5 separate regions of the Homo sapiens genome follow, and regions 1, 3, 4 and 5 are each linked to region 2. Evidence: chromatin loops called from intact Hi-C (ENCODE). Cell type or tissue: endothelial cell of umbilical vein. All regions are shown on one strand. Region 1 overlaps CDKN2B-AS1 (CDKN2B and CDKN2A antisense cis and trans regulatory RNA 1). Region 2 has its middle 210 kb from the start of DMRTA1. Region 3 overlaps CDKN2B-AS1 (CDKN2B and CDKN2A antisense cis and trans regulatory RNA 1). Region 4 holds the start of CDKN2A-AS1 (CDKN2A antisense RNA 1). Region 5 overlaps CDKN2B-AS1 (CDKN2B and CDKN2A antisense cis and trans regulatory RNA 1).

The links. Peaks named below come from ENCODE experiments on the same cell type or tissue, not always from the same donor. Only the 100,000 strongest peaks of a DNase experiment are listed, where the experiment ranks them.
Region 1: it touches region 2 in a loop (7-fold over the local background); 12 of 110 quality-filtered maps call a loop at or near these places.
Region 3: a loop joins it to region 2, with 4 times the contacts of the local background. A loop is called at or near these places in 14 of 110 quality-filtered maps.
Region 4: a loop joins it to region 2, with 6 times the contacts of the local background. A loop is called at or near these places in 2 of 110 quality-filtered maps.
Region 5: it touches region 2 in a loop (4-fold over the local background); 21 of 110 quality-filtered maps call a loop at or near these places.

The regions. Positions count from the first base shown.
Region 1 is chr9:22,101,082-22,106,081 of GRCh38, forward strand. The region is part of intron 14 of CDKN2B-AS1 (CDKN2B and CDKN2A antisense cis and trans regulatory RNA 1); the gene reads left to right. Among named protein-coding and RNA genes, the nearest start is that of CDKN2B, 94 kb to the left of the region's middle. RefSeq lists enhancers at 1,527-2,028, 1,807-3,006, 2,029-2,528. In endothelial cell of umbilical vein, no CTCF peak of the experiment used is centred here; a DNase peak (open chromatin) is centred at 2,400; H3K27ac peaks cover 1,980 bases.
Region 2 is chr9:22,236,323-22,241,322 of GRCh38, forward strand. No RefSeq gene overlaps it. Among named protein-coding and RNA genes, the nearest start is that of DMRTA1, 210 kb to the right of the region's middle. In endothelial cell of umbilical vein, CTCF peaks have their summits at 2,815 and 3,017; DNase peaks (open chromatin) are centred at 1,779, 2,639 and 4,509; H3K27ac peaks cover 1,408 bases.
Region 3 is chr9:22,117,558-22,122,557 of GRCh38, forward strand. It overlaps CDKN2B-AS1 (CDKN2B and CDKN2A antisense cis and trans regulatory RNA 1), which reads left to right. Exons shown (of 19, transcript NR_003529.4): 17 at 1,087-1,210; 18 at 2,643-2,853; 19 at 2,947-3,156. Among named protein-coding and RNA genes, the nearest start is that of CDKN2B, 110 kb to the left of the region's middle. RefSeq lists enhancers at 1-954, 427-1,072. In endothelial cell of umbilical vein, a CTCF peak has its summit at 2,208 (motif pointing left); DNase peaks (open chromatin) are centred at 154 and 2,214; H3K27ac peaks cover 1,176 bases.
Region 4 is chr9:21,963,487-21,968,486 of GRCh38, forward strand. CDKN2A (cyclin dependent kinase inhibitor 2A) reads right to left here. Exons shown (of 3, transcript NM_000077.5): 3 at 4,266-4,756. The coding sequence ends at 4,743. It overlaps CDKN2A-AS1 (CDKN2A antisense RNA 1), which reads left to right and starts at 3,653. Exons shown (of 1, transcript NR_024274.1): 1 at 3,653-4,268. In endothelial cell of umbilical vein, a CTCF peak has its summit at 2,219; a DNase peak (open chromatin) is centred at 2,205; H3K4me3 peaks cover 722 bases; H3K27me3 peaks cover 2,428 bases.
Region 5 is chr9:22,035,715-22,040,714 of GRCh38, forward strand. All of the region lies in intron 3 of CDKN2B-AS1 (CDKN2B and CDKN2A antisense cis and trans regulatory RNA 1), which reads left to right. Among named protein-coding and RNA genes, the nearest start is that of CDKN2B, 29 kb to the left of the region's middle. In endothelial cell of umbilical vein, a CTCF peak has its summit at 2,548 (motif pointing left); a DNase peak (open chromatin) is centred at 2,437.

The DNA.
Region 1 (5,000 bases), 140 kb before region 2:
ATGCATTTATTTCTGTATTTATGAAAATCTTTAAAATTCCTCTACCTTTCAGAGACACCCTTCAACAGACTGCGCTTCTTATTTTCAGAGTATGTATTTCCATGATAACACAAGTATCAATTATAAATATTAATTACAACTTTCCCTCCTCACTGCAGACTCAACCAAGAGTTATAAATCTGTGTATTACTTTCAATGCTCATAACAATCTTCTTAACCACCATAAGCAGACTGAAAAAGTCAATCTAGTTGAATTGTTTTACTTTATAATGCTTTTATAAGATACTCAGTCTGAAACTGAAAGATAGGTAGCTCTAGAAATGTGATAAATGGCCACAGAAGTAACAACTTTTAATAAATTAAATTATGGATGTTATGTCAATTTTAAGTAATGTCTCAGTTTTATATCTTGTTACCTGACCTAAATATCATTCCCTTTAGTAAAATATCTATTAAAGCTTTGTGGCAAAATAAGAACAGAAAAATGGTTTTTGATTTTCAGCTTTCTCTGGTGAATAATTTGTTTTCTTTTATTTTTCCTTCTAAAATAATCACACGTTTCATTGCAACCCTAACCCTCTTCAACACACACACACACACACACACACACACACACACACATGGCTTCTAGATTCTACATGTACAAGAGTGCAAATCAAACTACCATAGAAAAACTAAGAAGAGAGGCCTAGAAGCAAGAGGCTGATACACTATCTCAGGCTTCAACAAAATATTTATCTCTGACTATACCAAGGATGGGCAGAGCTTGCATGTAAGTGGCTTGGGCTAGCAGACTGGGTTTTGAAGGAGGACAACATGGCCATGTTCTTGGTTCGGTCATGAACTGTCTATGGCACATACCTTAAATACTGTTGGAAGGATCCGTTAGCTCCAGAGACTGCAACCAACTGCCTATGGTCATAACTCAGCTCTCAGACACATTTTGTTGTGCCCACAGAGTGCTGTTTGCCTGTTTGGTTTTTAAACCAACACTTAAAATGCAGGGAATTTAAGATAAAAATTTGATAAAAATGGGAAGATTTGGCCGTATTGGGCTCATGGTAACTGAGATGCATCTGAATGACAGGCATTCCTTTGAATTGCACATTTGCTCTTGTTTTTACTATAGGCCACTCTCACTTTCTGTTTTTTTCCCCGGCTTTGAAACGATCAGTTTTAGTACTGAAAAATTATCTAGGATACTAAAACCAGAATTTCTCTGCTAGATGGCTTGCTCATTACATTACCTACATGATTCTGTGTAAGGGATTGTGTAAGTTTTCTATGGTTGCCATAACTATCACAAACTTGATGGCTTTATAACAACAGAAATGTATTTACAGTTTGGAGGCAGAAGGTCTAAAATCAAGACTTCTGATTTTAGTCTGTCCAAGAGCCTCTGCTGGTAGGGCCATGCTCTCGGCAGAGGCTCTTGGGGAGAATCTGTTCCTTGCCTCTTCCACCTTCTGGTGGCTTCAGGTGTTTTGTGGCTTGTGGCTGTATCACTCCAATTTCTGCCTCTGTTTTCGTATGGCCTTCTACTCTGCTCCTTTAGTCTCTCCTTTAGGCTGTTTCTTATAAGACACTCACCTAAAACCCAAAAACAATCTAAAAGATTTTGCAAATATGAACATTCTAATTACCTTAGAGTTAAGATTTTCTTTTCTGCTAAGTGAGGGCATGGTGCAGAGAGCAGGAAAGATGTGAAACTAGATAGCATACAAAAATAGGTGTTCATAGATCTGGGCCTAACAAGGGTGTGGCCAGCAACTCTGCCCTGCTTTATCAGCATTAGAAAGCCAGTCCTCTCAGAAAGTGCCCAGTTAGCTAAATTCATGAGATTATAGACTATTAAGGTGGAATGGACCTCAGAGATGGTCCTTGCTCTCATCTGAGGCTTCAGTTGGGCCAGTCAGAAATGTGGGAAAATTGAGGCAGGTCAAATAACCAGGAGTACAAACAAACACAATCTATCCAGAAAACTAGAAATCTTACTAGTGACTATTCACAGGTTACTTTCTGCATTCTGGGGTTTTCATTCTAGAACAGATGTGTGTGTGTGTGTGTGTGTGTGTGTGTGTGTGTGTGTGTGTGTGTGGTGCGTGAAGAGAGGGGAGGGGTGCCCAGAAAACCATACCCACTTTCCCACATATCCCAACTATGACTGGGCAATTATGTCATTATCACCACTGATATATAGCTGGAAGAGTTTAGTGTTGCCCTGCTAAGATCTGGATTTTCTTTTCTGGAGCTTGGCTATTGGGGCATTGAGAAGTCCAGCCAGGAGGTTGGTCAGAGGCTAACCCAAAAAGCTTTGCTTAACTCTGGGCTACAGCTGGGGGTTGCCAGAGAGAAGTGCCTGGCATTCCTGCATGCTGACATCAAGCTTCGAAGTTGCTGCCCTCTGGTGAGTCAGCAGCAAAGGCCCACATCGTTCGAGAATGCTGCCCAATCAGAAGATGTGATGCCACACCTCAGAAATCTTTCTAAACCTCAGCATTCTGTAGACTTCAAACAACTCCTCCTGAGAAAGAATGTAGAAATAATTAAATTTATAAGATTAAAGTTATAAAAAGCATAGAGCCTATAATAATAACAGCAATAAGATAAACTCCACATTTGCTTTTAAAACAATTTATTTGAGTAGACAGCCAACCCCCTGTATTGTACTCCTTTAAAAAATATTTTAGGCTTTTTAAATGCTGAGGCAAGGGGACATACCAAACACTAACAGGCACATTGGGGTTTTCTGGCTATTGAAATAAAAATGTCCTTACATAACACTGATGTACTGGAATAGCACTGCGTTCCAGTGACGGTTATTGCAACTCAGCCAGCATATCTGTAGCTTGTGAGCTTTTCTTATCAGAATTTTATCTATAAATATACATATACGTAAATTCTATTGTGAAATAAAAATAAAATGTAGAATCTTCTCATCTTTCTTATTAGTCAATATTGTGCTACTCTTTAATAATTTCTCTCAATTTTTTCATTAAGCAGATATTACTAGGGAAATATACATGAGGCAGAAGGCAAATTATTTGCTTAGTGCAATGCAAACTTGCTTAACAGGTAAGAGCAGAGTCCCTTCCATAGCATTGCCACCATATGGCATTGCCATATCGTGGAGGCCATAAAGAGGAATGACATTGTAAAGATTAACTGGATTTTACTTGGCAAGGTCAGGCACCTAGATGGCATGCTATAAAATGGTTAGAAGTGCAAAGGAAACCTGTAGCTAGAGGCCATGTGAGATTATGGAAGTGACTTTTCTTACAATCCTGCCATCTGGTTTGGATTGTCAGGATCAAAACATTTCACTTGCCCAAGTGAGGATGCTCTCTACATGGTTTTGGGGATGAGGGAGACTCAGAAATAATGTTTGTGGTACTGTAGCACCACTAGGAAAAGAGAAAAATTGGACCTGACATGAAGAAAAGCATGCAGCCAGCCACTAAGACTACTTCCCACAGGACTGGAAATCTCTACCACCGTACCTCTCCTACATGCTGGGTATAAGAAGTTAAAGGGAAGCCAGATTATATTTACCTACTCTTTCATTCATTCATTCACTCATTCATTTATTCATCCATTTACCATTTGTTTGTTTTTTGTTCATTTACTTATTTAATAAAAATTGTGTTTTGCATATTCTAGGTGCCAGGCATTGAAGAACCACTGTTATTGTTCTCAAATGACTGACAGTTTAGAGGAGAAAATGGAAGAATAAATAGACACTTGTGATGCAATATAATAGTGCTCTAATAAGAGCAACATATATTGAATACCACTGAATATTAAATACCAGGGACTTTGCTAGGAGCTATAAATTAATCTCCACAGTACATCTAAGATAGAAGTTTTATAATTACTCTCTTTAGGAGGAAATAGGGGTCTATAGAGGTTAAGTCTCACAGCCTGGAAGGAGTCAACAAAAAAATACTCAGCCTTAGGTATTCTGACTAGAAGCTTGGGTCCTTAACCACCTACTCACCAATTTGAAGAAAGATGATTGAAACTGCAACAGCTACACTGACTCTTGAAAGCAAAGTAACTCGTTAAATGAGGGTATGTGTATACTGGCTGGGATATTGTGGGCTCATGATGACTTGTAGGCCGAGGCAGCTGCACATATGAAGACTATGGAGGGTATATCATCAGCGGAAATGAAAGTGATTAGTGTTGGAGGTTTCAGTGCATATTCTGGTTTTCTATTACTGCATAACAAATCACCCTAAAATTTAGTGACTTAAATAAACATGATCATTTATTTAGCTCATGAATTTGCAAGTTGTGCAGCACTTGGGTGGGATAGCTCACCTTTCTTCCATGCAGTGTCTGCTGGGACTGCATGATTGCATGAAGCGGGGCTGGGCAGCTAGAGCTCTTCATGAATCTCTATTTTTGCATGATATTTTCACAAGGTCTCTCAAGCATGGGAGCTTCAGGTAGCAGAACTTCTGACAGGGCAGCTTAGTCCTTTGAAAGTGTATGTCTGAAAAGAGAGACTCAGGCAGATGCTATATTGCCTTTTGTGACCAAGCCTTGGAAATCACTAGTCTCTCTTGTGTTGAGGTGGTTATAAGAGCCTGTCCAGGTTCAGTAGGGAGCATAAATTTCACCTCTGAATGGAGAAGTGCCAATGTCCTGAAAAAGCATGTGGGCCCAGAAATACTGTTGTGGCAATTTTTTGAAAATCAAGTGTGATAAAGACAGCATAGTGTAGTCATAAAAAACAGATTAGGAGCATGATGTGCTTTGATTTCAACTATGGGCTTTATTACTTACTAACTGGGTTACTTTGGTTAAGTTGTTTGACTCTTGTTTTTTGAGATGGAGTCAGTCTGGGAGACTCCAGCTCTGTCGCCCAGGCCGGAGTGCAATGGCACGATCTTGGCTCACTGCAACCTCTGCCTCCCGGATACAAGCGATTCTCATGCCTTAGCCTCCCGAGTAGCTGGGATTACAGGCACCTGCCACCACATCTGGATAATTTT
Region 2 (5,000 bases):
ATCAAGACCCTAATGTAGTAAACTAGTGCTTTATAAACTGTTGGTCATGAAGGCCTAATTGTTTTACTTTCTAATACAGGCACACAGATATTTTTGAACATATGAAATCTTTTGCTTGGATGATGTGGCAATATTAAAGTTTCTACACACAGTCAATTTTGGTTCTTATCTCATTGCTGACTGCTAATTAACAATTTGTGATTGGTAGGTCCTTGGACTACACTTTAGGTAACACTGAAATAAATAATCTCAGGGACAATCTCAGCAATGGGATATAGTGCTACAGACAAGCTACTTTTGAAAGGGAGTTGGCTCTGGGAATCAATTTTCCTTCATTCTATTGGCACTTCATCATTGCTCTCCTCCATTCATACAAGAGCACTCCAATTTTTAAAAGTTTCAGCCTTTCTACTCTTAAACATTTCAGCCTTTCTCTCTTAAAAATTGGTCTCTATGGCAGCAGAATAAGGGGAACCAGCAGTGGCAAGTTAGTCTTGCAGAAGAGAAGGAGTTCAGACTTCAGACTTGACCATTCTTTGTCAAACCTTGAAGCTCTGCCCACTAGCTCTGTGCTAATGGATGCTTTGGGAAGACTTCATTCCATGGGAAATGGAGTTTACTGGAACAGAATATGGATAATCTTCTAAAAGAAAGAAAGAGACAAAAGCAGGGATGATCACAGAGTGTTTCCTGTCTCTATACACTGAGACATATTGGGAATTTCAGTTTCTGAAGATCCAAGAAATAATAAAAGGCCTAATTTCCCATCTTAATTTCAGGTTCAGTTTTTTCCTAATTCCCAGGTCTCTCAGGCTCTCAGGCATGCACAGGGCCTCGTTCAAGTTATGTCAGAAGAAATCGCTATTCACTTCAAAGAAAGTTCAAACTTCTCTAAGCATTAGTTTTTCTGATCGTAGATATAAATAATTGTCTACACCTTTTACAGCTGTTTAGAGTTTTAGAACTAATGCTTATAGATCCTCTTAGCACAGGTTCAGTGATATTCTAAGTGCTCCCTTAATGTTAGTTTTTACCTTGGAAGGGAAAGTTGGATAGGTGGTTACTTGTTTGTATGTATGGTTTACTTCTATGTCCAGGCTTCCATGTATACATTCAGAAAATACTTCCTTGATTCTTTTTCGCTATTTGTTTTTTACACAAAAACGAAGAGGCACGCTGTTATATGATTATTACTATGGGTTTAGTTAACACACTTTGAATTAGATGTTGTGGACCCCACATTTCTTTTTTTTTAGTGACTTGCACTCAGAGAGTTTGGTTAGAAAGTCACTTTGGTCTTGAGGGAGATAAACAACACATCCCCAAAGGGCAACCTGGAGTTGCCCTTTGATGTGATAGTTGCCCTTTGATGTGATAGTTAACCACATCAGTTAGTGAAGTGAGTGAGGGGAGGGGTAGTTTGATGAGCTAGCTCCCGCAAGGAGACAAGGTATCCCCCCACATTAACCTCATGCTTTGTGTCCCAAATCAGGACAACTTTGACTCATTTCAGTCTTTATTCCTAGGCAGAAGCAAGTCTTAGTCCATGCCAGTTTATCCCTTGATCTGAAAATAGTCTCTGGCTGTCAGACACAACTATGTCTGAAATTAAGATTAAGCCCTATGAGTCTTCAGTGAACAAAATGGAAATAAATGCTGAAAATCCCCCTACCTATCTTGAAAGCATACCCTGGAGTGAGAGGTTGTTTTCTCAATTAAAATTTATCTTTTCAGGTGTTTTGTAGAAGTCTAAAGACTCAGTCAGTGGGCATGAGTCATCTGGCTGTGGTAAGATTAGAAATTCCTAACACATGATATAGGAGGCCAGTGCTCCAGGAGGCAGAGAAAATGAAGGAAAACAGCTTTCTACAGCTCTTACCCCCACAACCCCCATCTCTCTGTAACTTAATTTTTCTTCTCAAGTTTCGAACAAGTACAGATAGAACAACTTGTTTTCTAATCTTTTTCTCTTTTTCTCATTCCTCTTCTTTCTTTATTCTTCTTTTCCCCCCTCTTTTTGTTTCCTTTTCCTGACTCTTGAAAACCATGGCAAGTGCTTATTATTTCAGTTGAATATGTTAAAAATTGTTATCAAGAAGTTGATTTTTTGTGTATAAAAATGGTGAACTAAGATACTGTTAAAAGAGTGGAATAAATGAAGAGGAGAGACAGAAGAACCAAAGATGGGAAAAGGACTGGAAAAGAAAAAGAGACTAAAAGGAAGGTAAGGGGCGAGGAGGAAATGGGCCTCTGAGCCTGTAGAGACCAATGGGGACTACGGAAGTCTGAGTTTATTTAAAAGACTAACTGGGGAACATACTTTGCTAAGTTGTGCTTTTTCACTAGCTAATATCATAACTAAAAAACCAAAGGTATTGCAGCTTCTATTTCAGGAAATCGCAATCCAACTATTCAATTTTTTTTTCAGCTGTTTTGATGTTAAAAGATAGGCCAGAGCACAGGTTTTGTGCATTTGAAATTGCTAAGTAGCTGGCCCCACGGGTTATTCACTCACAGTGCTCTTCAGGTGACTGGTCAGTGTTGGTGAGGATAATGTTTCCATTGCTCCTTCAGTCTCTTTGGCCTGCTTTCCTGAAGGAGAGTAATACAAATCCTAATTAAAATGAAAATGAGAAGTTACTAAAATGCCCTTTCCTTTACAGAACTCTATTTCATTTACAGAGGTCGGATGTTCGTGTTTAACTACCAAATCCCTCTATCTCACTTAGAGCTCAGGAGTCAAATAATCTAGACAAATAAGTCAATGTAGTTCCTAAAAGTGCCGAAGTACTTTTCTGCCATAATTTTTTTTTTTTTTTTTTTTTTACTTTGAGGACATCTAGCGGCGGTTTAGTGGCTGTGTTCTTCAAAGGCAAACTGGAAGAAACTTCAGGACATAGTAGCAATGGCAGAACCTATTTTTCTGAACACCTTCACACTTACAGTGATTTATCTTAAGCCTGAAGACAAAACTGCTGTGGTCCTGGAGGATAAACAGGCTCATTCCAGAATCTGCAGCTAAATCCTCACTTCCTTCTTTCACTGTTATCAGACAAAATTCCCTTGGCCTAATTGTTTTATGGGTAGTTTTTAATGAGCTCGTTGTTTATTGACACAAATAGATCTCCTTTTAAAGACTACAGAATGGCCACAATCATGTCATTTCATCAACTAATTAACAGATATTGATAGCCTGCTTTGGGTGGATATTTTGAGGGTCATACTAAGATAAGACAAAGGTTTACGTGAAAGGGAACTTTTGACCTCTTTATTCTGTTTGGGCTTGAATTTTATTGGGTAGCATCTTCATCGGTGGAAAGAGGGCAGGTCTTTTTCAAATGCTGGTGGTGAAAGACTTCAGTTCTGTCCTCAGAGACGAGGGCCTAATAATCTGAGTTTTCCTTTCCTCATTTGTAAATGAAGGTGATTATACTTAGTTCATAAGGTGGTTGTGATGATGATATGAAACCTGAAGACAACTCACATAGTGTCTAGTATCTGGAAGACACTAAAAAATTTTTAAAACCCCTTGTCTACTCCCCTCACTTCACCCCATGCCTTCGACATGGCCCTTGCTGTAGTGGTCTTCTGGGCAAAAGTGTTCACTGCCTCACCCAGAGCCCTGCAAATGCCACTCTGATCCATCTTCATCTGAGTCTTTGGAGCAAACCACATCTCACAGCTTTGTAATTCTGATCTACTGACTTGCCCTGGATCTTTCATACAAACCTGTTCTATAAGATCAAGGTAAATCACACAAAATAACTTGTTAGGCAGAGTTTCTGATAGTTATGATAAGCAGCATCAAAACTGGCTATTTTAGCAGTAAATTCCCTGATAATCATGGGTTCAAGAAGTGACATGTTCAGCTTGTTGACATGGGAGCTGTTGATATCTATATTTTTCATTTAATGTAAATTTAGACAAGGTGATTTCTAAGATCCTCACTGCATGTAACAAAGTTCAAACATTTTAATTCAGTCTCAAAGAGCCACTCTAGTCTACTCACTTCTTTAGATTTATCTTAGGTCACTGTTGCCTTGCTCATTATATTCCTACCCATTCATTTAAAAAACTCTTTTTGAACTCACTGAGCTCTTTGCTACCTTTTGACACTAGACATAAGTTTTCTTCTTTTTGGACTCCATGTTTTATTCTTCATCTGGCTAATTCCTTCCTATTCATCCTTTGGCATCAGCATAAATATTGCTTTATCAGAGAGATTATTTCTGACCCTAATCTAAATTTGGTCTCTTCCTTTATTCTCTCTCCTTATACTCCTCCTTCCTATTATAATTTCTAAACATGTGTTTGTGATTTTATTTGTTCATTTATTGTCTGTGTCCTCACTAGAAATGTATACTCAATGAGAATAGGGACATATCTGCATTATTTCCAATGTCTAGCAAGGTGCCTGGTTCATGCAGGGCATTCAGTATCAAATGGCTGAAACTCAACCCTTCTAATAAAAAAGTCAATGGCCCTATGACTCATTTCTACACTTTAACACACTCCACATTTCCCTTGACAAAACTTTTGTTTTGCTTAGTAGCCCTCTGGGGAATCCCCTTGCCTCAGATTATTTTTGGTTACTGACGGTTTCAATTCAGCAAATCTTGATTTATAAGAAAGATTTCTTAAAATAATCTTCATTTTTCTCCATTCAAAAAATTATTTTTCTTCTTAAACAGGCAATTCAGTGTAGGTTTTTAACATATCTTTTGTGCAAACTTATAATAGTTCAAATCCCATTGGTACAAATTCCCTCACAACAGATATCTTTGCACAATGAAAAGATTTTTTCAAGCCCTCAGTTTGTGGGCTGAGAACGACTAAAAAGTTGAAGTCTGTTCTCTAGATTCTTGTCAGTGAATAATGTGCAGTTCCATAGACCTTATTCTTGACATGTGACTAAGCCTTACCTACTAGTGAACTATTAAGGAAGGTATTAAGGAGTGCTAAAATGTGGTATTCGTAAGCACCAGAGTATTAATCAAGCT
Region 3 (5,000 bases), 120 kb before region 2:
TTAGCAAGTGAATCATTTAAATAGGAAAAAACAGGGGGCTGACTCAGCTTGAGCAAACTCTTGCTATCCCCTGCTGAGGTCCGCACTTGCTGTGGCCCCTGCCGCTCTCCTCGGACCTTGCTGCCCTCCTCCTTTGTCACTGTGGAGAAACAGGAAGGAATGTTTATTAGCAAGACTGACTGGGGTCACACCCAAGGCAATATCAGGTTTTTACCTCTCCCAGGCCTGGGAAGAGGTTCAAGGATCAAGGACAAGCTCCCGGTTAGAGTGAGAGGCAAGTTCAAACCTTTGAAAAATAAACTCACAACCAGCATTTGGCACAGGCCTCTGGAGTTTACAGAATGTATCTGCCTGTGTGTGATTTCATTAGTTCCTCCTGCCAATCTAATGAGATTTTACGTCCTGTAACAGTGAGGCAATTGGAGTCTCAGCAGGGAAAGGAACTTGCCTAAAACTGCAGGATGGGTAGCGCTTGGATCCTGACTTTCTGACTCCTAGGACTGTGCTGTCTTCAGATGATCACATGCCTTCTTGGCAGATGTTTCTAACAAAGGAGAGAGTTGCCCAGGGTGGGGCTCTGCTAGCTCCCTTGTCATGAGCCATTCTCTCCACATTGCCTTTTAGTTGCACCACATAGTCACCTTCAATTAGCTGTGCGAATAGGCTCACTCTTATGCTAACATGTACTAAAAGTGAAAATGGGGAGAGAGAGAGAGAGAGAGAAAGAGAGACACACAGAGAGAGAGACTCATATTATGGTATGTTCCCTGCCCCACCCCACTCCACTCCCTCTCAACAGGGAGAAAGTACCTGAAGAAAATCATTGCTATGAAGGGCATAGCCAGCTAAATGGGTGTCACTTAGTCTGAAAAATCTCAAAGATGTCAATAAGCCACTCGAGACAACAAGGAACCTGTTTTCCTGTCATCATTCCTTCTCAGTCCTTGGCTTTGGGAAGGGTAACTTTATGGAGAGAGAAGAACCTCTGTGGAGTTAAAAGGTTTATGAACTTTTTTCCCTGCAACAAATCAGTGACAGCTGTTCCACAGGCTGATGGTTTTCCCTTTACCTTTCGTTTTTTAACAGCTATGTCTCACAGTCCAGACTTGGAGTACAAGTAATAAGAAGAATAAAACTTAATCCCTTAAGTAGATTCACCATAAGTTAGCTCAGAGCAATTCCAGTGCAAGTATGGTCTGTGATCCAGTAGGTGAGTGACTCTGCTGCTGAAATTCACATGTATGTGAATTTCACAGTGGCCTTTGCTTTGTAGCATGCTGTAATCCTTTTGTCCATTTTCATCACACGAACTGCTGAATATAGGATTGTTAAATGGATGGGGAGATATCATGAAAATGATTAAAGAAGAAAGTTCTTATTTAGGGGTGCATACCTGCCTATCTGACCATTGTACTTAGGCAATCGGGATCTTGCTTTAAGAAAAGGTAGGCATTGGAGTCAGGCTGCTGGAGTATGAATCACTATGCTATCATTTTTCATTTGTTTTTGCTCTGTTACATTAGGAAAGTTATGTAGAATTTTGTGCCTCAGTTTCCTCATTCAATATGGGTGTAATAACTGTGCCTGTCTTGTAGGATTATTGTGAGGCCCAAGTGCAATAATATATAGTACACTGTGTCTGGCATCTAGTAAGCATTCATTAAGATGACATGAAGATAACACAGATATATCTTAACATGTAATTATGATTTTGCTTATTCAAGGCCAAGCATTCCAATTTAATGGAGTTAGGCAAACACAGTAAATTCATTGCTCTTTCCTTTTTATGCTACTTCCTTTGAAGAGGCAGTCAAGTTCCATTTGACTGATTCGGAACTTTTTAGCAATGTATATTATGCTGACTTCACTCTTATGCGCTCTTGGGGCTATAATTCATCAAGTTAGGCGAGCAAAGAAGTGTGTTGGTGAAAGAGAAATGAGGAAGAACAAGGAAGAAAAAAAGGGTCATGAGCTTATTCACTGCCAATATTTATTATATGGAACAATGACCATCCTTCAGAAGTGTTTGTTCTCTATTATACTGTAGGTGTGGAAGAATTATCATTGCTCAATAGCTGTCTCAGTCACTACCTGATAGACTTGGGAGGTCTGGCTATTTCAGGGCGCATTTGACATACAGTGACATTTTTGGATTAAAGCTTTCATGATGAGTGCCAGTCTGGGTCCAAAAGGGTTGAAAGCTGTCGCCATCTATAGGCTAGTTGTTTGTAGTAAAATACTTTCCCTCACTGCATTAGGTTCTTGGTACCATTTATCTAGCAGAGTTCTTCAGTGGGCTTGAGGCTTAGCAGTCAAGTTAAAACAATAACCAACATCCCAAACCCAGTGGCTGTCAAATTTCAGTGAGGTGGCATAGAACTTTAGCATGAACTTGAGCTTGGGTTCAGCTAGACTTTCATATAAATCCTTGTTTGAAGTTAGTAGCTGTGTGATCTTGGGCACTGATATTAAACCTTTATGAGAAAGTTATGTCTGAAATATGGGAAATAAACCTTCCACTTAGGTTGTTGTGAAGATTCAATGAGTTGTAACGATTGTATACACTATAATGATCTATATTACAGTTGTTTCATAAATATGATTGCCTTCATTTTATTCTTTCCTTGTCTCGTTCTTCCCAGTATCTTACAGACAGCAAGTTGAACATTGTGGGATGCATGAGCTATTGAGGCCTTTGCAGCTTTCTGCTACATGGAGGCTAGGGCCAGAGTCAAGATTTATGCTTTGCAGCACACTGGTCAGCTGTTTTTGCAAATCAGATTAAATGATTTTTAAATGAGGCTGAGAGCATGGGAGATACTAATGTGTGTTTCCTTGTGAGCTACTGCATAAGTAAGTGCTTTGTAAAATGTCAGGGGCTCCAGGATTATATGGTATTACTGTCACTATTGTAAGCACTTCTACCTTTTTTTTCTCCTTTTACAGGTTAGGAAATTGAAATACAGAAAGATGAAAAGTGATTTGCCCAAGCATATAGATCAAAGCTGTGGCAGAACCAGGACTGGAACCTATATCTCTCTACTAATGGTTTTTTTAAAAAAATAACCTTGTTTCAAAAATATTAAAAAGTCACAAGAAAGGTAAACATGTGGATAAACAAAATGAAGAAAATAAAAATTATCCAGTAATAACATATTGGCATATGTCTTTCTGGTATATTTTCCTGTGTTGTCATCATTATCATCTCCATCATCATTATATCCATCATTATCATCATCATCATCATCATCATCATCATTATCATCACCATAGTGAACATGTAATGCTTACCTAGTGCCAGATGCTGTCTAGGCATTTTACATGTGTTACTGGTAACTCATGTAATCCTCATAACAACCTTATAAGGTGGTTGCTATTATCCCCATGTTACATATGAAGAGACAGAAGCATAAAGAAGTTGCACCGCTGGTAATTGGCTGGGATTTGAACTTAAGCAGTCTAACCTTAGAGTAATGATTTTAACAACTATGCTATATACATACAAATTTACAAAATAAAACTGGGCTCAGACAATAAAAACAGCTCTCTTTTCATGTTATAATACTTTTTCACCCCATAACACATAATCACTAATGTTTTAAAGATCAAAACAATGCACATAAAATGTACTGGTTTTAAAAAAAAGAGGAAATAGCCACTTACCTCAACCAAACTAACTTGGAGATAGATTAGATTGATAATGGCAAGGGTGATGGGTAGATGGGTAGAGGTTGCTCAAAAAGAAACACAAAATATATCCTCTTTTAAGGATCCTGATGCTTTGCTCAAAGTAATTTTTATTCTTTTAAAACTAAAAAAAAACTGTACAAAATTCATAGGGTACATAGTGGCGCTTTGATATATATAATGTATAGTGATCAGATCAGGGTAATTCGCATACCCAGTCATCCTATAGTGGGTATAGAACACCAGAACTTATTCTTTCTATGTAGCTATAATTTTGTATCCTTTAACAATTCTCTCCCTATCCCTCCCTTCCCCCTACTTTTCCTAGCTTCTAGTATCCTCTGTTCTACTTTTTACTTCTATGAAATCAACTTTTTCAGCTTCTGTATGTGAGTGAGAACATGCGGTGTTTAGTAGGAAATTTCTGTTCCTGGCTTATTTCACTTAACACAGTGTCCTCCAAGAGCATCCATCCAGGATTTTATTGCTTTTTATGGCTTAATAGTATTTCATTGTGTATATATACCATATTTTCTTTGTCCATTCCTTTGTTTTTGGATGCCTGGATTGATTCTATAACTTGGCTATTGTGAATAGTACTGCAATAAACATGGTCTGTAGATGTCTCTTTGATATAATGATTTTCTTTCCTTTGGATAAATTGCTAGTAATGGGATTGCTCAATCATACCATAGTACTATTCGTAGTTTTTTGAGGAACCTCCATTCTGTCCTCCATAGTGGTTGTACTAGTTTACGTTCCCACCAACAGTGTATAAGAATTCCCTTTTCTCCAAATCCCTGCCAGCATTTGTTATTTTTTTTTTTTTGTCTCTTTGACAATAGTCATCCTAACTGGGGTGAGATGATACCTCATTGCAGCTTCAATTCACATCTCCCTGATGATTAGGGATGTTGAGCATTTTTTCATATATTTATTGGCCATTTGTATGTGTTCTTTTGAGAAACGTCTGTTCAGATCATTTTCCTACTCTTTAATTAGATTGTTTTTACTGTTGAGATGTTTGAGTCCCTTATATATTCTAGATATTAATCTCTTGTCAGATGAGTAGTTTGCAAATATTTTCTTCCATTCTGTAGTTTGTATATTCACTCTGTTGATTACTTCCTTTGCTGTACAAAAGCTATTTGGATTGATATAATCCCATTTGTGTATTTTGTTTGTGTTACCTATGTTTTTAAGGTATTATTCAGAAAATTTTTGCCCAGACCAAGGTCCTGAAGCATTTCTTCTATGTTTTCTTCTAGTAATTCTATTTTTCATGTCTTACATTTAGGTTTTTGATCCATTTT
Region 4 (5,000 bases), 270 kb before region 2:
TCAGTCTATGTGCCTATTTTTATACTAGTACATGCTGTTTTGGTGACTGTGCCTTTATAGTATAGTTTGAAAGCAGGTAGCATGATGCCTCCACATTTGTTCTTTTTGCTTAGTCTTACTTTGGCTGTGCAGGCTCTTTTTTGGTTTCATATGAATTTTAGAATTGTTTTTTCTAATTCTGTGAAGAATGATGGTGGTATTTTGATGGGGATTGCATTGAATTTGTAGATTTTTTTGGCGGTATGGTCATTTTCACAATATTGATTCTGCTCATCCATGAGCATGGGATATGTTTCCATTTGTATGTTGTCTATTATTTGTTTCAGCAGTGTTTTGTAGTTTTTCTTGTAGAGGTCTTTTGACTCCCTGGTAAGGCATATTCCTAAGTATTTGATTTGATTTGATTTTTTTTTTTTTTTTTTTGCCGCTACTGTAAAAGGGGTTAAGTTCTTGATTTGATTTTCTGCTTGGTCGCTGTTTGTGTATAGAAGAGCTACTGATTTGTATACACTAATCTTGTATCCAGAAACTTTGCTGAATTCTTTTATCAATTCTAGTAGCTTTCTGGAGGAGTCCTTAGGGTTTTCAAGGTAAACGATCATATCATCAGCAAACAGTGACAGTTTGACTTCCTTTTTACTGATTTGGATACCCTTTTTATTTTTCTCTCTCATCTGATTGCTCTGGCTAGAACTTCCAGTACTATGTTGAAGAGGAGTGGTGAGAGTGGGCATCCTTGTTCCAGTTTTCAGAGGAAATGCTTTCAACTTTTCCCATTCAGTATTATGTTGGCTGTGGGTTTTCATAGATGGCTTTTATTACATTAAGGTATGTCCCTTGTATGCCAATTTTGCTGAGAGTTTTAATCATAACAGGATGCTGAATTTTGTCAAATGCTTTTTCTGCATCTATTGAGATGATCATGTGATGTTTTGTTTTTAATTCTGTTTTCGTGGTGTATCACATATGTTAAATCATCCCTACATTCCTGGTATGAAACCCACTTGATCATGTCATGGTGGATTATTTTTTGATATGTTGTTGGATTCTGTTAGCTAGTATTTTGTTAAGGATTTTAGCATCAATGCCCAACAAGGATATCAATCTGTAGTTTTTAAATGTGCTTTTCTGGACCGGCACGGTGGCTAAGGCCTGTAATCCCAACACTTTGGGAGGTCGAGGAGGGCGGACCACTTGAGGTCAGGAGTTCGAGATCAGCCTGGCCAAAATGGTGAAAATCCGTCTCTACTAAAAAGGTGTTGTGGCGGGCGCCTGTAATCTCAGCTACTGAGGAGGCTGAGGCAGGAGAATCGCTTGCACCCGGGAGGCGGAGGTTGCAGTGAGCCGAGATCGCACCACTGCACTCCAGCCTGGGCGACAGAGAAAGACTCCGTCTCAAAAAAAAAAAAAAAAAAAAAAAAGTTGTTTTCTGCTATTTCCTGAACTTTATTACGTAAATGAGACACGTGAGATCTGGAAGGAGGTGGAGGTGAAGACCCTCCCACCTGGCCTGCATCCAGAGTACTTGGGGTGTGGCACTGGCGTGGGCCCCAGGAAGGATCCCAGCCAGTTTTGGTGCTGGAGGCCCGGCCAAAGGAAGGGCTGCTCTCCCGTCCCGCGGGCTCCGAGGTCGCCGCACCCGGGCGCGCCTGGGCCTCGTCACCCGCGCTCGTGACGCGTGCTTACAAAGGAAACTTTTACAGGTTTCGGTGGGCAGGGCCTTTTATTGCCCTTCTGCTCCACAGCCCCCGTGCTTAATCGGTTGGTTGGGAGGTTTCTTTCGTCCGTGGTTTTGGAAAGTCCCCGCCTCCAAACCGCAGTCCCGCAGTCAGTTCTGCAGCCTCAGGGCCTCGAACAGCCATGCTTAGAATCCGTCCTTCTTTCCTGCTCCATCTACCCTTCCCCTCTGGCTTCTTTTTTTTCACTGGAGAAAGCCCACCCGAGTCTCTCAGCCTGCTTCGGAGGTTACTGCGGCCTCCTCCACGGGTAGTTCTGGGACCCGGGTCTAGTCCGCGGTTCCGGAGCAGGTCCCTCCCTGGAGTCGTCAGGCCCAGTATGCGTGTGCTCAGTGTGCTCGGGAAACACGCGTGGGCTTTAACAGCAGATCTCCATAAAAGGGTCCCGGAGATAGCCTCTGCCTGGCCCGAGGCCCAGTGCCTCAAAGCGGACGCCTTTGCGCTCCCGGAGGTGCTCACACCACAGCGGAGCCTGCTGGCGAGTGGAGCGTAGGACTGCGAACCAGCAATCTCCCGAGAAGCGGCGAGGGGGAGGGGAATGTCTGTGAATCGGTTATCCCTCCCACCCCCAGCAGAAGTCGGGGAAATGGGGGTGGAAGGGGGAAAAAGGGAGAGAACAGGAGTGGGGTTGAGGAAGGGTAAGGAGGAAGGTGAGCTTCCTACAGCTGCGGGGGAAGGTGGAGAAAATTTTCAGGGGGACAGCTGAGTGGTAGAGCTAGCGAGCTTCAGAGAAATGTTGACAGACAGATGCCCAGAAAGTGAGGATGCCGGGCATGGGCACTGCGTACCAGGCACAGGAGATATATGGAGGCAGGAAATTGGCACATCATAAGCATTTGACCATCCTGCCCTAAAACAAAACAAATTGAACAACAACAACAACAAAAGATAATAGCAAAAGTGGCACAGTAGTGAGCTCGCAGGGCCCATTCCTATATAGAAACACAGAAAAATAAGCAAAAGCTGCCAGAATTGACTTCGTGGGAACTCTGGGAAACAGTAAGAAAGTTTTACAGCAACCAAGTGAGTGCTGAACCAAGGCAAAGGTAACTGAAACGCAATGATAGAGAAGAGGGGCAGGGAAGTGTTGGGTAGACAAAGGCGGGTCCCTGGTAAGGGCCCTCCCCTGGGCCTGTGCCCACTGGACCTAGGTGAGGACAGGCACTCCTTCCTTCACGCCCAAATGTTGCATATCCCAAGACCACCCTGTCCCGCCACGCCCCCATCCTTTGCCTATGAAAACCCTGAGACCCTAGCAGGCAGACACACAAGCGGCTCTATGTCCAGAGGAACTCATCGGAGGAACTGGACGTGGAGCGGGGCACCCCAGCGGAAGGGAGCACGCCAGTGGAAGAGCACACTGACAGACCATAGGAGTCAGTCTGTTATATTATCATAGTATAATATTATAAAATTATTATAATACAATAAAAATATAAAAATATAAATAATGTAATAAATATGGATAAAAATAATAATTACATATTTATATTTATATGAGAACACTATGAATAATTTTAAGCCAAAAAACAACTCGATGTTCATCACTGGATGAGTAGACGAGCAATTTCCAGTATATTCATACAATGGAATATGATTCAGCCATAAAATGAAATGAGGTACTGATACATGCTGCAGCAGGAATGAACCCCCAAAACACTACACTTGGTGAAAGAAGCCAGACACGGAAGGTCACATATTGTATGATCCCATTTATAAGAAATATTCAGAATAGGTAAATCCATAGAGACAAAAGGAGTTTTGTAGTTGCCAGGAGTTGGAGGCAAGAAGAGTTTAACAGGTATGCTTAATGGGGCCTCCTATGCAGTTGACGAAAATGTTTTGGGCTAGATAGGAGTGATGGTTGCATAACATTGTACTAAATGCCACTGAATTCTACTCTTTAAAATTTTTAGTTTTATGTTATGTGGCGTGTACCCTAAAAAAAAAAATAGAGGTGCAGTGCTCCAGCACGGGATGAGGCAGCGTGGACAGGAGCATCTCCCAACCTCAGTGAAGTCTGAGCCGCGTGCCTGCAACAATCCCACTGTGGCAGAGAACCGCAGAGTTCCTTCCGGTTTGGCAGCAGTCATTCGCAACCTCACAGCCCTCTGGAACCCCAGCCTGGGGGTCTCAGAACGCCGAGGCGGGGACTGGGAGCCGAGTCGGATTCCGAGACTATGGGCCAGGGTTGGCTGGATTCAGTTACCTGGCTGAGGCCTGGTGAGCAAAATATCCCAAACCTCGCGTGATCTGGAAGGGGAAGCCGGATAAATACGGATCTCCAGATGTGCCAGTCTCGAGTCTATCGATATGAGGTCCCCCTAGAGTTTCTATTCATCATTTTAACCGCATTTCATCGATCTTGAGACACGGCTTTTGATATTTTATCACCTCAAGATAAATAGTGTTAGATGTCTAATAGCAGCGTTTTTCTAAGAGATACATGAAACAACAGTGTCAGAAACGATGCTGTCTTCCATGCGATGAAATTGTTGTAATAGGTGCTCAATAAATGTTGACAATAAATGAGTGAATGAATGAAAATTATTTTATTTTTATTTGAGCTTTGGTTCTGCCATTTGCTAGCAGTGTGACTCAAGAGAAGCCAGTAACCCCCCTGAGCTTCCCTAGTTCACAAAATGCTTGTCATGAAGTCGACAGCTTCCGGAGGCTGCGAGGCTCGCAAGAAATGCCCACATGAATGTGCGCTTAGGGCGTGAGTGCTCACTCCAGAAAACTCCAACACAGTGAAAAGGCAGAAGCGGTGTTTTTCTTTTTTACATTTTTATAAGAATATATAAAAAATGATATAAATGGACATTTACGGTAGTGGGGGAAGGCATATATCTACGTTAAAAGGCAGGACATTTTTAAAAGCTCTATTTTCTAAATGAAAACTACGAAAGCGGGGTGGGTTGTGGCGGGGGCAGTTGTGGCCCTGTAGGACCTTCGGTGACTGATGATCTAAGTTTCCCGAGGTTTCTCAGAGCCTCTCTGGTTCTTTCAATCGGGGATGTCTGCAGAGGGCAGAAAGAAAACAGGCGTTAGAAACCTGAGGTCAAAGATGTGTGGCACATCCCGCCCTCCTCTCTTGCCGTCCCTACCGGCATTGAAATACTTATGGATAAAGTTCTCGCAATGGCTTCACGTGCATGTACCCGCCGCCACCGCTCTCCCACACCTCCCTGGTCCAGCAGCTAGTCCACTGCCCGCCTGGCTGCTCCAGGCGCGCCGACCGCTCAAGCGCTCCAGGTCCACCCG
Region 5 (5,000 bases), 200 kb before region 2:
CTGTGCATGCCACACTGGCTTTCTTTCTGTGGTGTTTCCAGAGATAAGTTTGCCTGATAGAAGTCAGACTCTGTGGCTTTTTATCATTATAGATTTTTCTAGAAGGAGAAGAGGCCATGATCACATCTGAGGATCCTGAGTCATTGTAGACATGTACTGAATTAAAGAGAATTTTTTGACTAAAGGAGAATTGCATCAATCACGGTGAAGGAGATGCCACAGGACAGGGCCTGAGGTGTTGGCTTAGCCACAGATGTAAGGGCTACAGTTAACAGACAACTTTCAGTTTCCACTATTGGAAGGGATGATCAGTCCTTCCCTCCTCTATTTTCTTGAGCCCCGTTTTTCACCTTTCTTTTTCTCTCTCCTTTCTTATCATGAAGAATAAAGACAAATGAGAACAGATCTACCTTAGGCTGATACAGGGCAGGGAATCCATTTAATAATAAAACGTGGGTCAAAATTCACTTTTCTCCTTTTGAATTGAAATTATATTGTGCATGGGCTAATTAGATTGAATGCTGTAAACATGAAGATAATGCTTGCAAAGTAGCTACAGAGAAAGAGAAAAAGCCTAAAACAACCAGTAGTGCTTAGGACCAATAGTATAAGTCTTTACACACTACATTTGAATAATACTGTAAGACACAATTCTTTGATAGGTTAAATAGCAAATCTAGGCCCCCCAAAATTATTTAAAAAATTGTCATTTTAATTCTAGAGGTATAACAACAGTGTGTAAGTTGCATCAAATAACAAAGTTAGTCTACAGCCTAAATTGTTTCGTCCTGCTTTTTTCACTTCTATGCATATTTTTATACTTCCATGCTAGAGCTACCTCATTCTTTTAAAATTGTGAGATATTCTATAATTTATTTGTATTCCCCTATTAATATATTTTTAGCTTATTAGTTTACTTAAAAAGATTTATGTTTGCCTTCTAATGTCAAAGTTAGGAGTCATCTGTCCATTTAACAGGTGGTGTTTTCTTGTGTAACTCCTCTGCCTTCATGCAAACCTTTGAGAACAATCTCTTGAAACAAGGCTAAAATGCCTTTGGAGAGGTATTATAGATGATCATATCTACTTTGTGCCTCTTTCCATTACTTAGCTGCATTAGAGGCCCAGCTGTGTAGGTGTAACTCAAAATCCACCAAAACTAATACTGTGGTTAGATTCTGGTCAAACAAGTTGCCATTAATCCAGATGTAGAATGGGATTGAAAGGTGGCTCTTCCACACCCTGACATCAATGTACCAGTTTGGCTCTGTGCATTCTTTCTCCCCTTCTCCCTTTACCACCCTCATATAATTGTTTGTGTACATGTCTGGTTTCGTCACTACGCTGATGGCAAGGATCATGCATGCCTTATTCATATTTGTGTTATTCAAGGATTCTACTCTGGGTTCTATTATGGGGCCTGGCCTAAAGTGGTTGTTCAAGAAATGTGTGTTAGAGAAATCATACATAAACTAGCAATTCTCATTTGGATTCCTGTATCTGAACAACTAACTTTCAGCTTCTTCAGTGGGATAAAGAAGAAAAATGGGGTTTAAAGTACATACTATTCAGTATTAATGTAGAATTTAACAGCTGCCATCCAAGTGCAGAATCCTCTGTAGTTTCCCAGTGTTAACCTCACTTCTATCTCTAGCCATGTCTCAGTGCTGGGTGACTCTCTCCTGGCATGTTCTGGCAAGACTCTACCTGGTTTGCGTAATCTACATCGGCTTCTAGTTTCCACAAGAATTGTTTATATGCATTTAATTTTAGCTCTTGGGCTATAACATGTCATTGTTCTTTTTACTTATCTCCTCTTACTTCTGGAAACAGGGCAGGCATCTTCAATACTTGCTGTTCCTGTTTGGTGTGCTCTTAGATTAATTTTAACTTTCCTCTTCAGCTTTCATGACACTTCAAGACATTTTCCAGTCATATTTCCTGTATAAGAAAATACAGACTATGTCACCACAAAGGGTAGTGGAGATTGGGGGGCATAATTTAATTCATTCAGGGAACTCATATTTTGGTGTGAATGGAAATTAAAGCAAGGTATTTGGATTAATTTACCTCATTTGGTTCTATATTCCATTTAGAGGATAACACATTAAGCTTTTATTCAATTTTATCTGTTATGGTCACAGTGAATCTGGAAAAAAATATATATGGGGCTTAGTTTTCATATTTAGGGGAAAATGAATATCCTAGAGAATAATAATAAAAGTTAGGGAAAATAATGTTTTCCTAAGAGTAGGCAATGAAAATCTGAAGGTACTCAAAGCAGTCTTGCACAAGTGCTTTGAAAAGCCTCTTGCACAATTTTATTTCTTTATAGTACTTACACAATCATATTTCATAATGACTTGCTATAAACAATGTTCTTGACAAGAAGCTTAAAGATACAAAACTGAAGGAAGCACTTTTGGGAGAAAATACTTTTATATTTGCTTACTTCTACACTACAACAGACATAAAATTATGGATTTTTTTTTCAGTGCAATTTTCATATGTCAGTTCTAGGAGACAGGAAATGTGAAACACTGTAGGAGGTATGAGTTTGCCACCTAGAGGAGAGAGGTGAAATTCAACTTTTCTCCAATTTCTTTAGTATAATTCATTAATTTATTTAATTATTTACTCGTTTAATTATTCAAAAATAATTATCTACCAAGCTTAACTATTTTGCCAGCGCAGATTTGATAAATCTGTTCAAGATTTATGAGCTCAAAGAAACCACAAAGTGCATCTTACTTTAATTGCTCAGCTGCCTCTTTTAAAAATCTTTTACTTTTAAGAGAGTATAGCACAAATATCTGAACAACTCTAAATATCCATACTTGGGATGGATATTACTTTGAGCTCTTGCACTATAATAAAACTTTATTCTTTTGTACTAATTCAGTCCTTTTACTTTTTCTTTTTTAATGTTTAAGAAACAAGTTGGATATGGACAAGATGTAATTTCTTCTGTCAAGGAACCCACAGGATAATAGGTTAATGATAGAGACCAACAATGCTGATGCATTTTTAATGACGGAGATAATGTCTAGAAAAAAATCCATTATTTGGTAAAGACAAAGTATGCATATGTATTCCTTTGTTTCAATTATTTTTAAAGTTAAAAAACAACTGCTTATCTCCTTTTGTACTACAAGCAATATCTGGTATAGTGTATGCATAGTAAGTATTCTAGAAATAGTAATTTCATTGTTGACTTGATTATATTGGAGTGGAACTTACTCTGGAAGAGATCCTAACTTTCATTTATCTGAGAAAATTTCCAGTTAGGACATGGAAATTTTTTCCTTGTCAATATTTATTCTTAATGTGTTTAGAATTTTAGAAAATGGGTTTAGGGATTTAGAAATTTCTTTACTAAATAACTCTAGGGAACAGTACCTTAAAAATATTCAAAATGACAAAAACTTAAAATGACATCTAATTTTTTAAGGCCAAGAATCATTAAAAAGGGATCCAAATCTTTAGACTTTGTTGCTCGGTGGAACTAGAATCATTAATATCTCAGTCAGGGGAAGCCATGTCAACTTACTGGTTTAATTTCCTGTGAGCTTCCCATGTTCTCTCCCTGCAAGGACCACCTCAAATCCCTCAGTAGTCCTGTCTTTATGAAACCAGTATAATTTTTCTTTTCGCTCTTGTCCTTCACCTTCCTGTGGCAACAAGAGTCAATTCTCCATATATAAATACTCGGCCCCTGTTTTAGCTGTGTCTTAATTGCGCAACATCTGTTTACTCTGTGTTTTAACATCTGTGTGGATAGCATTGTTGTTGTAATATTTTGACTGTAAGCTTCTAGGAGGTAGAGGCCAGCATTATTTTCTCCATTTTTGGAATGAGAAAATACAGATTACCACAATCAAAGTAGAATGGCAGCTTATAGTAGTTATTTGGATAATTTATATAGTCTCTTAAAAAAACAGATTATAGTAAGAAGTGGCTGAGCAATTAGCTATGGCACACTGCACGGTTTTTCTGACCTCTCAGCTCCTAAATAAACTTTGCCAAATCTTCAGGCCCTCAAAATTTTTTCATTCCATTTGTTATGGGCTGAATTGTGTTCCCCCGAAATGACTATGCTGAAGTCCTAACTCCTAGTGCTTCAGAATGTGACCTTATTTGGAAACAGGGTCATTGCAAATATAATTAGTTAAGATGCGATCTTACTGACATAGGAGAAGCTCCTAATCATGGTGTCCTTATAAAAAGGAGAATTTTGGCCATAGAGACATGCACTGGGAGAATGCTCTCTGAAGACTGGAGTTATGCTGCTAAAAGTCACAAAATTAACAGAAGCTACGGAAGAGACCTTGAATAAATTCTTCCCTGTAGCCTTGAGGGAGAGGATGGCCCAGCCAACTGCTAATCTCAGACGTCTAGCTTCCAGAGCTGTGAGACAATTTCTCTTTTTAGGCCACTCAGTTTGTGGCACTTTGTACAGCAGTCCTAGCCGACTAACACACCACTCTAACTGTTGATCAAGGCAAGAGCCTGTGATCATGTATTATCTTGCTTATTCCTTATCAGCATTCTATGGTGTAGATATTAGTGCCATCTATATACAAATTAGGAAATGGAGCCTCATAGAAATTAAATGACAAGTTCAAGGTGTCATGGCTATTTCATTATAGTGCCAGTGTTTGAACACAAATCAATTTGACTCCAAAACATCATTACTCTACTCAATTCTAGTTCAATCCAGATGTTCACAAACAACCAGACTATAGTGGAGATGTGGGTGGTGGGTTGAGAAGGAGATCATAACCAACATCAGACTGTCAGTGAAGCAGACTGGGAGAAGTTTTATGAAGCCAAGCAGCTGTGCAAGGTACAGTAGAGATGGTCAGATTGTTCATGTGTATGGATTCCATCTTCTGAGGAATGAACTCCTTGATATTCCTGAGTTAGTCCAGTTTAGGCAGGAGTAAACAGAAGGTAAACAGAAGATTGGAGACTGTGTGTGTGCACGAATGCCTCCTTTG